Regions from separate parts of the Mus musculus genome. Here regions 1 and 3 are each linked to region 2. A link is a contact called in ENCODE Hi-C or POLR2A ChIA-PET data. All regions are on one chromosome and are shown on one strand. The core of a region is the stretch at or near the end of the contact, and the rest is flanking DNA. Distances in the headings are between cores, read along the strand shown. Region 1 has its middle 40 kb from the start of Iffo2. Region 2 holds the start of Iffo2 (intermediate filament family orphan 2). Region 3 holds the start of Aldh4a1 (aldehyde dehydrogenase 4 family, member A1).

Region 1 (3,270 bases), core at 730-3,229, 39 kb before region 2:
CACTCACCCTCCTCCACACTCACCCTCCTCTCCACTCATCCTCCTCCCCACTCATCTTCCTCCTTCTTCACCCTCCTCTCCACTCACCCTCCTCCACATTCACCTCTCCTCCCTATTCCCCCTCCTCCCCACTTACCCTTCTCTCTACTTGCACTCTTTCCCTCTCATCGTCCTCCCCATTCACTCTTCCTCCCTACTCATCCCCTTCCCTGCTCACCCCTCCTCCTCCTTTTCTTCCTCCTTCCCACTCTCCTCCTCTTCTCTTTGCTTTATATATTCCCAGAGCTGTCAGTCCTGATATTCATATTTCTAGGAGCAATTGGCCACCATTCTTGATGCTTGATACAAGGTCAGGTGACAGGTCACTGTTGGCCAAGGCCTGCCCACTAGACATATTTTTTTTGTGAGAGAAAAGGTACCTGGTTTGAGGACCTGCATTTTCTTCTGCCCCAGAAGTTAAAGGATGTGGATTGTCACAGCTGTGGATTCCTTATTCTCCGGCAACTTCATGGGTGCCATGCCTTGCGGGAGTGAGCCAGACGAAAGTTGGCCTGCTGTGGGAAGGCTGGCCAATGACTTGTACTGAAGTTTTTTTGTTTGTTTGTTTGTTTGTTTGGGTTTTTTTTTCTGAGACAGGGTTTCTCTGTATAGCCCTGGCTGTCCCAGAACTCACTCTATAGACCAGGCTGGCCTCGAACCCAGAAATCCGCCTGCCTCTGCCTCCCAAGTGCTGGGATTAAAGGTGTGCGCCACCATGCCTGGCTTGTACTGAAGTATTTTAAGTCACAGAAACTAACCAGTGCTAGAGCTCATCAGATCTCAGCAAACAACTGTCAGATAGACTGACTTCAGATGTGTTTGTGGCCTTTTGTCCACACCATAACCAGGGATGACAGTGTCACAGCTCCAAATTAGTTAAAGTGGTACCATTTCATGATGTTTGCCCTCGAAGCCACCCGTTCATACTGGTCAGCTCCTGGCTCTGTGTCCTGCTGCCTACAGCTCTGCCGTGACTGTGTTGAGCAGAGGGATTTTTCTCACTGACCAGGGAGAAGCCTGGGGCTCTGGGGCATAGCTCTCATCGGCCACCTTCCCACTTCCTGTCCCATCAGCTCTTCCTCCGTTGGAACATCCTATCTGCTCTGCCTGCTTCCCACTAGCGGAAATCTCCATTGCAGACTTGCCTTTTCAGTGCTGGGACCCGAACTCTCGCACTTACACATGCTAGGCAAGTGCTGAGCTCTGAGACCCAGCCCAGGCCTCTACTGCTGAGCTCAGACCTCAGCTTAGCACCAATCCCAATGGCTTTATTCTTAGTTTATGGACACATTTGACTTGAGAGTGCAAAAGTGCCCTGTCCACCAGATTGCAGCATTCTCTCTCTCTCTCTCTCTCTCTCTCTCTCTCTCTCTCTCTCTCTCTCTCTCTCTCTCTCTCTCTCTCTCTCTCTGCGTGTGTATGTGTGTTTTATGTGCACATATGTTCATGCGCCACCGTGTATGTGTGCATACATGGCAGATGTGTAAATCTGAGCATGCGCATTATACCAGTGTGGTACCTGACACATAGGAGCCTTTTGCTAAGTCCTTGGGATTGGAGGGTGCAGGGTTTTGCATTCTCCAGGTTCCTTTCCACAACGGTGACTTCACAAGACAAACTCTCAAGACACAGCCTGCATGGGTCAAGCCTCAGCAGCCAGAGAGTGGCAGCGTCAGACAGGAGTTGAACTTGGCTGGGCTTGTGATTCAGCCGGGGACCTTTGCCCTTCTCTGGGTTGCCAGCCACCACCACCACCCCGGCTCCCCAAAGCTCGGCAGATTAAACAGAAGCAGAAAGTTCAAAGGAAATTGACCTCAAGGCGGTGTTTACCAAAAGATGATGTCACCTCTACTGTGGAGAAAGGCTTTGCTGAAAAGGGCTGAAAGAGATGCCTTTGCTATGAATGAGCCGAGCCACCAAGCTGGGACGGGTTCAGCACGCAGTTCTCACTTTATAAGGAATAAGGACTTCACTGTCCCCCCCTCTGGCAAGCCTTGTGTCATGCTCAGTCCTGGGACAGGATAAGTGGGGCGAGCCATGGCCGGATGCTGGGCTTAGCCTGTTGCATGTCCACCCCTCCCTGCCCCGCCTGGAATATGCTCTGTCCTGCAACAGAGCCTGCCTCCCCAGTGTCACTAGGCCCAATACAGTACCAGGGCTGTGTTAACAGCGCCCAGTCAAACACCAGTGGACCTGGCTGCCGGCTGCTACAGGGGACACCTGGCCCCTGCAAGATCCTAGTGCCCATGACTGTCACCCAGGTCCCCAGCCCCCCACCCCAAGCCTCAGTCACCACCAGCCCCTAGCCAGCACTCTTTTTCTCCTGTCCCTCCCCCTCTGTGTCATTTGCCTTTGAAGGGCTGAGGGAGCCTAACCGCAGCTGGCTATGTCCTCTGTGGAAACACAGACGTGAGTGAGTGAGTGAGTGCCTCCCTGTTCTGTACTGCTTGGCCGCCTGTAAAAGTTGTGAAGGGGGTTACAAGGCTGCTTAGTGGGAGGCTCTGCCTGGCCCTGGCTGGACCTTCCAGTCTGTGCCTGCCGTCTGTGTCTGTCCGTCCTGTCTCTTCTTTCCAGCGCCCCTACCTGTGAGTCACTAATTCGAGAATGTCAACCCCTGTGGACTGGCGACCCACAGCCCGGGCTTTCTGTGAATTCTGACAGTGGGCCCTGAACAACCTGCCTTGCCTCCTTGGTGTTCCTCATAGCAGCATCTGGAAGCCGACTCATGACCCACCCAGTTCAGAGCTTAGAGGGGACTCTGATGGTTTTCAAGGGACAGGAATGTGTGCCCCCATAGCCCTACAGCCATCTGCAGGCATGCAGGGTTCACTGTGGCCCCAGCCTGCCAGAGACTCTCCTGTGGGGGAGAAGGTCTATAAGGGGGAGTCTCGGAAATGTGAGAGGGGGATTGAGACCACCTCAAGAGTTCTTTCCAGCCTCCCTAAAGTGACAGTAATAGCCGAGTGACATCACATGGTGGATCTGTCATGTATGTTCTGTTTCACAGACCTGGATAAGGTCCCTGCTGTGCTGCTGTGCTTATGAAGGAAAAGGAACATGGATGGCAGGAGTCTGAGCCCACCCTAACCCTGGCAGTAATTTGCTGTGTGGCCTTGGGTGAGTTGCTTGCCCCCTCTGAGTCTCAGGTTTCCCATGTATGGAACATAGACAAGTGGACTGGACATCTATTCCTTCCAGCTCTGAAACTCAGTGACCCCACAGTCCTGGTAC
Region 2 (3,266 bases), core at 19-2,518:
CTTCCCTTAGGAAGTTTGTGGTGAGGACCAAAGGCCAGCAGCTCGGAAGGCTGGGTAGAGTGTGTTTTGAGGTGGTGGTAAAGCTCAGGTCTCAGCGACCTTCTCTGTAAAATGAGGATAATACTTAAATAGGTGCCTGCTGTGAGCTAATGCTTGCAGTGGGTACAGGAGACACTTGGAGATCGCAGGGAATACTGGTTTTTAGGGTGGTAGGTGTGAAGGATAGATGGCTGAAAGGACGGAAGATGGATGGGTCCAAATAAGTGTCCTCCAAATAGGTGGTACTCCATATTGCAGCAAGGCATTCGGGAGAATTGATGGATAGACAGACCCTCTGCTCTCAGGGCTCAGCTACAGCGCCGACTGTGACAATGTGGTGATAGGTGACAGGAGATGGTTAGTCAGGGTTGTGAGGACAAGCATGTTGGGAGGCTCATTGCTTTCTCTTCCCCAGCTTGTCTCACATCCCCGCTTCTGGGTTTGCCGTGGACTAGCAGGCTCAAAGGCTGCGAGAAGCCCTGATCCTGCCTGGTAGGGGACAGGAAGGCGACCAAGGCCTCCGGAGGCTGGAGTAGGGGAGCTGGTTTTCATGCATCTTCGCACACTATGGTTGCCAGACCTTTGCAGGCCACAGTCACCCGCATGCCTGAGAATCTGGGGCAGGGAAATTTGGGACACGGAGGAAGGGCAAGCAGGTAGTCAAGCCCGCCTGGCACACTTGGTAGTGGAGGTCTCCACAGGCTGTCCACCTTTTCAAGAGGCTGCGGTGCCCGGCTCTGCCGCGTTCCCGGGTACAGTTTCGCATTCAGACTGCGTTAGATTATCTGAACCCCGCTAGGCCTGCAGCGCCGCACGCAGGCGAGGGTTTTCTGGGCCGTTGCTGGGCGGAGCTTGAGCTGTAGTCGAAAGGCTCCTCGCAGACGAGTGGCGCAGCTTGTGGGTGGGCGGAGCCCAAGGGCCGATAGGCGTGGCCGGGGCTGGAGACCTAGGAGCCGAGTCTCAGCGGGTGAAATCGCTGCAATGGGTTGAGGGGCGTGGCCTATGTCCGCAGAGGGCGGTCCAGGCTAGGGAGGAAGGCCTTCGCCTATAGAGGGCGGGCCGGGAAGGGCAGAGAGCAGCTAGGCAGGGGGTGTGGTCTGTGTCTGCAGAGGGCGGGCCCTGGAGGCGTGGTCTGTGCCTGCAGAGGGCGGGGCTCGCCGCAGAGGGGGCAGCGCCGGCTGAGAGTCCTCTGCGAGCCGCTGCTGCGGCCGGTCCACAGCAGCTCTGACAGTCGCGGCGCAGGCACCGGACCCCTCACCAGCCCCACGCAGCCACCGCGACCTCCAGCTCGTCCCACCATCTCTCCCGACGCAGCGGAGCCGCATCTGGCACCTAACACCACCCCGGCCGCTCTGGAGCCCGCGCCCGCCCTGGCCCGGCCGCGCCGGGAGCCCGGCCCCGAGCTGGAGCCGCATCTGGAGCCACGGGCCCGGGGCCCTGAGCCACGCAGCCGGCGCATGGTTAACTCGCTGCTGTTCGGAGAGATGGCCTTGGCCTTCGGCTGCCCGCCGGGGGGCGGCGGCTGCGCAGGCGGCGGCGGGGGTGGCGGGGCCGGGCCGGGGCCCTCGCCCGTAACGGCGGCGCTGCGGGACGATCTGGGTTCCAACATCCACCTCCTCAAGGGGCTCAACGTGCGTTTCCGCTGCTTCTTGGCCAAGGTGCACGAGCTGGAGCGGCGCAACCGGCTCCTGGAGAAACAGCTGGAGCAGCAGCAGAGCGAGCGCGATCGGCGGCTGCGCTACAAGACCTTCTCCCGCGAGCAGGCCGTGCAGACCGGGCCCGAGCTGCTGCGGCCGTCGGCTGCGGGAAGCGGGCAGGCCCTCGGCGCGGCCACCGGCGTCAACGCCAACGCGGTGGCCCTGGGCGGCCTGCCCCCCGGCGGCGGCTCGCACCCGCAGCACTACGGTCGCCTGCCCGGGACCATCTGGAGCTACACGCAGGTGCGGCGCACGGGAGGCGGTGGCGTGGAGACTGTGCAGGGCCCCGGCGTGTCGTGGGTACACCCGGACGGCGTAGGCGTGCAGATCGACACCATCACGCCAGAGATCCGCGCTCTCTACAACGTGCTGGCCAAGGTGAAGCGCGAGCGTGACGAGTACAAACGGAGGTGAGTGGACGCGCCCCTCCTCCGCCGCTCTCAGAACCGGCAGCAGGGCCTGGCATATGGGCTGCGAACTGCGGGAGGACTAGGTCATCTAAATCCGCGAACGAGCGCAGGGAGCGCGGGATACCTGGGCGCCGACCCCTGGGGCCAGGCACATTGTTTCCCAGGGACGTAATAACCAGCGGATTTGTGGTGATCTCATTCTGTCCACATGACAGTGCGGTGTGAGGCAGCCTTGTCCCCATACTGCAGATGAGGAAACTGAGGTGAAGAGGTACCAAGTGTCTTGCTCAAGGCAGCTTGGCTAATCCGCGGTGAAAGTCAAGACTTGATCCTTTGATGGAAGTCATGGCTGGTGTGTCTCCTAGCCTAGGTATTCCCCGAGATGTTGGTGGTAGATTCCCTTTCCCATAGCAGGTGTAAAGAAAACAGTCTCAACTAGCTCATTGTCATTTTTTTTTTGTCCTTGAATTTAATGAGCTCACGTGTGAAGATGGATGGCTCTGTCCCTAGGGCCCCGGGGTCGCCTATCTTGTTCCAGGTCTTTAAGGCCAAGATCTCTGGCTTGCAGAATCAAAACCAGACACTGGCCTTTCAGAAATTCATCATCTTCTTCATACTCTCCCAAATCTCATGGTTTATTGGCTAGGTCCCATGAATTCAGCCTAAGGAATCACCCCCCCCCCCAGGGAAGAGATACTCACGGGTTAGAATAATGAGTGGACCCAGATCATGGGGTCCCGCTGGAGGTCAGGAGCCGACTGCCTGCAAGATGGCCAGTGTATTCCTTGCAGTTCAGATTTCCTGGCTGCAATACTGACATGCTTTCTGCCCGCAGCCTGCTTGACAGTAGTGTCTACTCAGCTTTCTGACTCGAGGAGGGGAAGGGTCTGTGCGTAGGTCTCAGGTCTGTGTGGGGGAGGGGCCCCTCTAGGCTCAGGCTCCAATCTCAGCTGAGTGTAATTCTGGTTTTGTTGTCTTTACTTATGAGGGAGTGGGGCCATTCCTTTCAATCCTAAACTCTCCCTGGAAGCTGTGCCTGGGCCTTCGCTCTTACCCTCTACTGAAGACCACTGCCCCGGGAAGAAGTCAGGTGCTAGCTCCCATCACCGGCAGGGGAGAT
Region 3 (3,365 bases), core at 806-3,305, 48 kb after region 2:
CACTGTTACAGTTGCTTTTAACAAAGGGCCACATTCAAAGGTGGCCTCCCTCCACTGTGAGCTGCCATTTCCAAGGATGGAGAGAAACTGCTGCTTGGTCACATGATGTAGCTCTTTCCTAGTCCCATCTCCTAGAGTGCCTTAAATGGAGTAGTTGGCAGGAAAGGGGGAAGACCAGGGTGACGGGTGTTCAAGGTGCATAACATCATCCTATTTAACAGAAGAGGAAACCGAGGTCCACAGAGCCTGCATGGGATAGTTTTTATGTCAGCTTGACAGAAGCTGGTGGCATCTGAAAGAAGGGGACAAAAAATTTTAAGAATATGCCTCCAAGGCTGGAGAGATGGCTCAGCAGTTAAGAGCACGGTCTGCTCTTCCAGAGGTCCTGAGTTCAAATCTCAGCAACCACATGGTGGCTCACAACCATCTATAATGGTTTCTGATGCCCTCTTCTGGTGTATCTGAAGAGAAACAAGTATTATACTTACATATAATAAATAAGTAAATCTTTTCTAAAAAAAAGAAAAAGGAAAAAAAAAGAAAATGTCTCCAAAAGATCAGCCTGTGGGCAAGCCTGTAGGGCATTTCCTTTTCTTTCTTTTTCTGTTTTATTAATTAGTTAATTAATTATTACATTATTGTTAGTATTAGTATTATTATCATTTTAGTTATTTGAGACAAGGTTTCTCTGTATAGACTGGAACTCACTCTGTAGACCAGGCTAGCCTCAAACTCAGAGATCTGTCTGCATCTACCTCCTAAGTGCTAGATGTAAAGGTATGCACTACCACTGCACAGCTACTTGGGCAAAAAAAATTCTTAATTTGTGATTGATGTGGGAGGGCCCAGCCTATTCTAGGTAGTCCAACCCCTGGACTGGCGGTCCACCTGTAAGGCTGAGCAAGCCAGTAAGCAGCGTCCCTCCACGGCTTCTGCATCAGCTCCTGCCTCCAGGTTCCTGCCTCAGTGATGAGCTGAAAATTTGCACACGTAAACCTTTAACTCCCCACTTGCTTTTTGGTCATGGTGTTTTGAGGCGAATCTGCCCAGTGTGGTATCAAATTAGAACCAGAGGGACCCCAAAGTAAATGCCCTGGTTACATTGTCAAAGACAGAGAAACACGTTGAAGCAGGACTGTGGTGGTGCAGGCCTTTAATCCCAGCACTCTGGAGGCAGACCTGCGGGTGGATCTCTGTAAATTCAGGGCCTGGTCTATAGAGCCAGTTCCAGGATAGCCAAGGCTACACAGAGAAACCCTGTCTGAAAAAGTAAAACCAAGCCAAAAAAAAAAAATTAAAAAAATTAAACAAAAACAAAACCCAAAGAGAATAAAGTAAGAAAACCCATACCAGTATCTTAGGAATACAGTGGTTCCCTAAGGCATCATTCTAAGAGCAGGTTTCGGAAGCTGTTTTAATACGTTCGAGTATTCATCAAACAACGTCTCATGAAGAAAACTGAAAATTTTAACCACGGGGCAGAGGGACAGAGGGACAGAGGCAGGAACAACTGGTTTTTGTGGCTAGAGGCTTTTAAGAAAAGGAAGAAATAAAGAAAATTAAAACGAAGAACGTTAAGTTCAGGCCCGCTAGGGTTTTATCTCATTCTGATTCCAATCTGGAAGGAAGCAAGCCCAGGCTTGGCCCTGAGCCAGGCTGGGAGATGGAGGGCAGATCAGGCTCCATGCACGGTGGCAGCCCCCGGGGAGGTGGCAGGGAGCTGGCCTTGGTGTGGCTCGGCGGGCCCGGGCAGAGTTGTAGCCTGCAGATGTCCAGCCTTCCAGCCACCAAGTGTTGGGGACCCAAGTAGCACCTGTCGCGTCGACCGGGTCCCCCCCCCCCCCCCCCCCCGGCCACTTCTACTACTGAGCACGCGCTCTGTGCAGGATCTGTCATTGGCTCCTGCAACTCTCCAGCCCTGCCTAAGAAGGCTGCAGCTTGCCTGTCCTGCTGATTGGCCTGGAGGCTTTCATGCGAGACTCTGATTGGTCAGTGAGGCTCACGCCCTCTCTCCTTGGGTCATACCATAAGGAGAGGAGACGAGGAGAAGAGAGTATCATTTCAGGGCTTTTCTGCTGCATTCTCTTGACCCGCAGTCCACAGTAGCAATTTTGATGTTAAATACAGCTGATGTTTATTGACAGAGGGGGAAGGGTACCCGAGGAGGGGCCCCGAAGGAGGTGGACCGGGCGATGCTGCGCCTCCCGCAGAGGTAGTGCGCTCCGGGCTTGTCTAGTCCAGCCCGGTGGGGCTGACTCTGAGCTTCCCACAGCTGCGCAAGACTGTTAAGAGTCTCCGCGATGCTGCCGCTGCCGTCGCTCCGCCGATCCCTGCTGTCCCATGCCTGGAGGGGCGCTGGGTGAGTGAACCCCTCTGCTGCCTGAGTCCTGAGAGCCGTGGACAGATCCCACTCTGTGGGTCCTCCAGGTTGCAGCCATTATCTCCAGGGTCCCTATGGCTCCCCTAAGTGCGCGCCGGGTCGCGACCTGCAGAGCCACTCTCCCATGGAGAACCTGTGGCGCCTTACCAGGTCTCTCTAGAGCAGTGGTTCTTAACAAATGCTGTGACCCTTTCCTCTTGGTGTGGTGACTCCCCAACCGAAAAATTATGCCACTTCATAACCGTATTTTGCTACTGTTATAAATCGTCATGTAAATATCTAATATGCAGAATAGCTGATATGCGACCCCTGTGAAAGGATCGCTCGGGGTGGCGACCTACAGGTTGCAAACCAATGTCCTAGATGGCCAGTTTTCCTATCCAAGGAACCCCAGGGAGGGTGTGGCGTCCGGATTTGTGCCCACGCCCCCTTCCTACACCCCTCTTTCTCCTAACGCTGTATATTTCAAATTTGCTGATTCTCCCAGACCTTGGCCGGCCCTGTGTTCCCATTCTGGAGCCTTCCGACACTCCCAGGGACCTCTCCACCCCACTCCCTTTTTGTTCAATATTGGGCTTTTGTTTTACGGTGGGTGCCATAATGACTTTTATAACGTGTGATGCGGCTCTGCGTGGCATGGGGCTCATTTTGAGGTTTGCCTAAATCCATTCAGACAAGTTCCTTAATAAATCACCGGGAGGCAGAGGCAGGCAGGTCACTGAGTGCAAGGCCAGCTTGTTCTGCAAGAGCAGGTTCGAGGAGGGTCAGGGATACACGAGAAACCCTGTCTCAAAAACAAACAAACAAACAAACAAACAAACAAACGTAATGAAGAGACAGGTAAGCCCTAGGGCAGAGAGCTGCTTGCTTTCAGCCAGAATCCTGGCTGCCTTAGTGATGTGTTCCAATATCCTGCCCCAGTATGGCTCACGGCCTGTTTGAACTTGGGTATTATTCCCCATTTCTGCCTGCCTTCCTTGTACAG

What was found. A loop is a pair of places that touch in the nucleus more often than their neighbours do. ChIA-PET counts read pairs that join two places held with the same protein, here RNA polymerase II (POLR2A).
Region 1: POLR2A ChIA-PET joins it to region 2 with 100 read pairs in Patski. The contact joins the enhancer-like site here to the promoter of Iffo2 in region 2. POLR2A ChIA-PET finds 5 or more read pairs at or near these places in 2 of 5 experiments (Patski and embryonic stem cell).
Region 3: a loop to region 2 is called in a map of left cerebral cortex, with 4 times the contacts of the local background. The contact joins the promoter of Aldh4a1 here to the promoter of Iffo2 in region 2. A Hi-C loop is called at or near these places in 19 of 37 maps with a recorded cell type or tissue (CH12.LX, Patski, T-helper 17 cell and 6 more). POLR2A ChIA-PET finds 5 or more read pairs at or near these places in 4 of 5 experiments (Patski and embryonic stem cell).

Annotation. Positions count from the first base shown.
Region 1 is chr4:139,533,477-139,536,746 of GRCm38, forward strand. It overlaps a transcript of Iffo2 not described here. Among named protein-coding and RNA genes, the nearest start is that of Iffo2, 40 kb to the right of the region's middle. Within about 2 kb of position 1,980, at least 1 of the 3 ENCODE cell types and tissues checked has a DNase peak (open chromatin) inside an H3K27ac peak, as active enhancers do.
Region 2 is chr4:139,573,452-139,576,717 of GRCm38, forward strand. Iffo2 (intermediate filament family orphan 2) reads left to right here and starts at 1,269. Exons shown (of 9, transcript NM_001205173.1): 1 at 1,269-2,146. The coding sequence starts at 1,497.
Region 3 is chr4:139,620,839-139,624,203 of GRCm38, forward strand. It overlaps Aldh4a1 (aldehyde dehydrogenase 4 family, member A1), which reads left to right and starts at 2,056. Exons shown (of 15, transcript NM_175438.4): 1 at 2,056-2,359. The coding sequence starts at 2,301.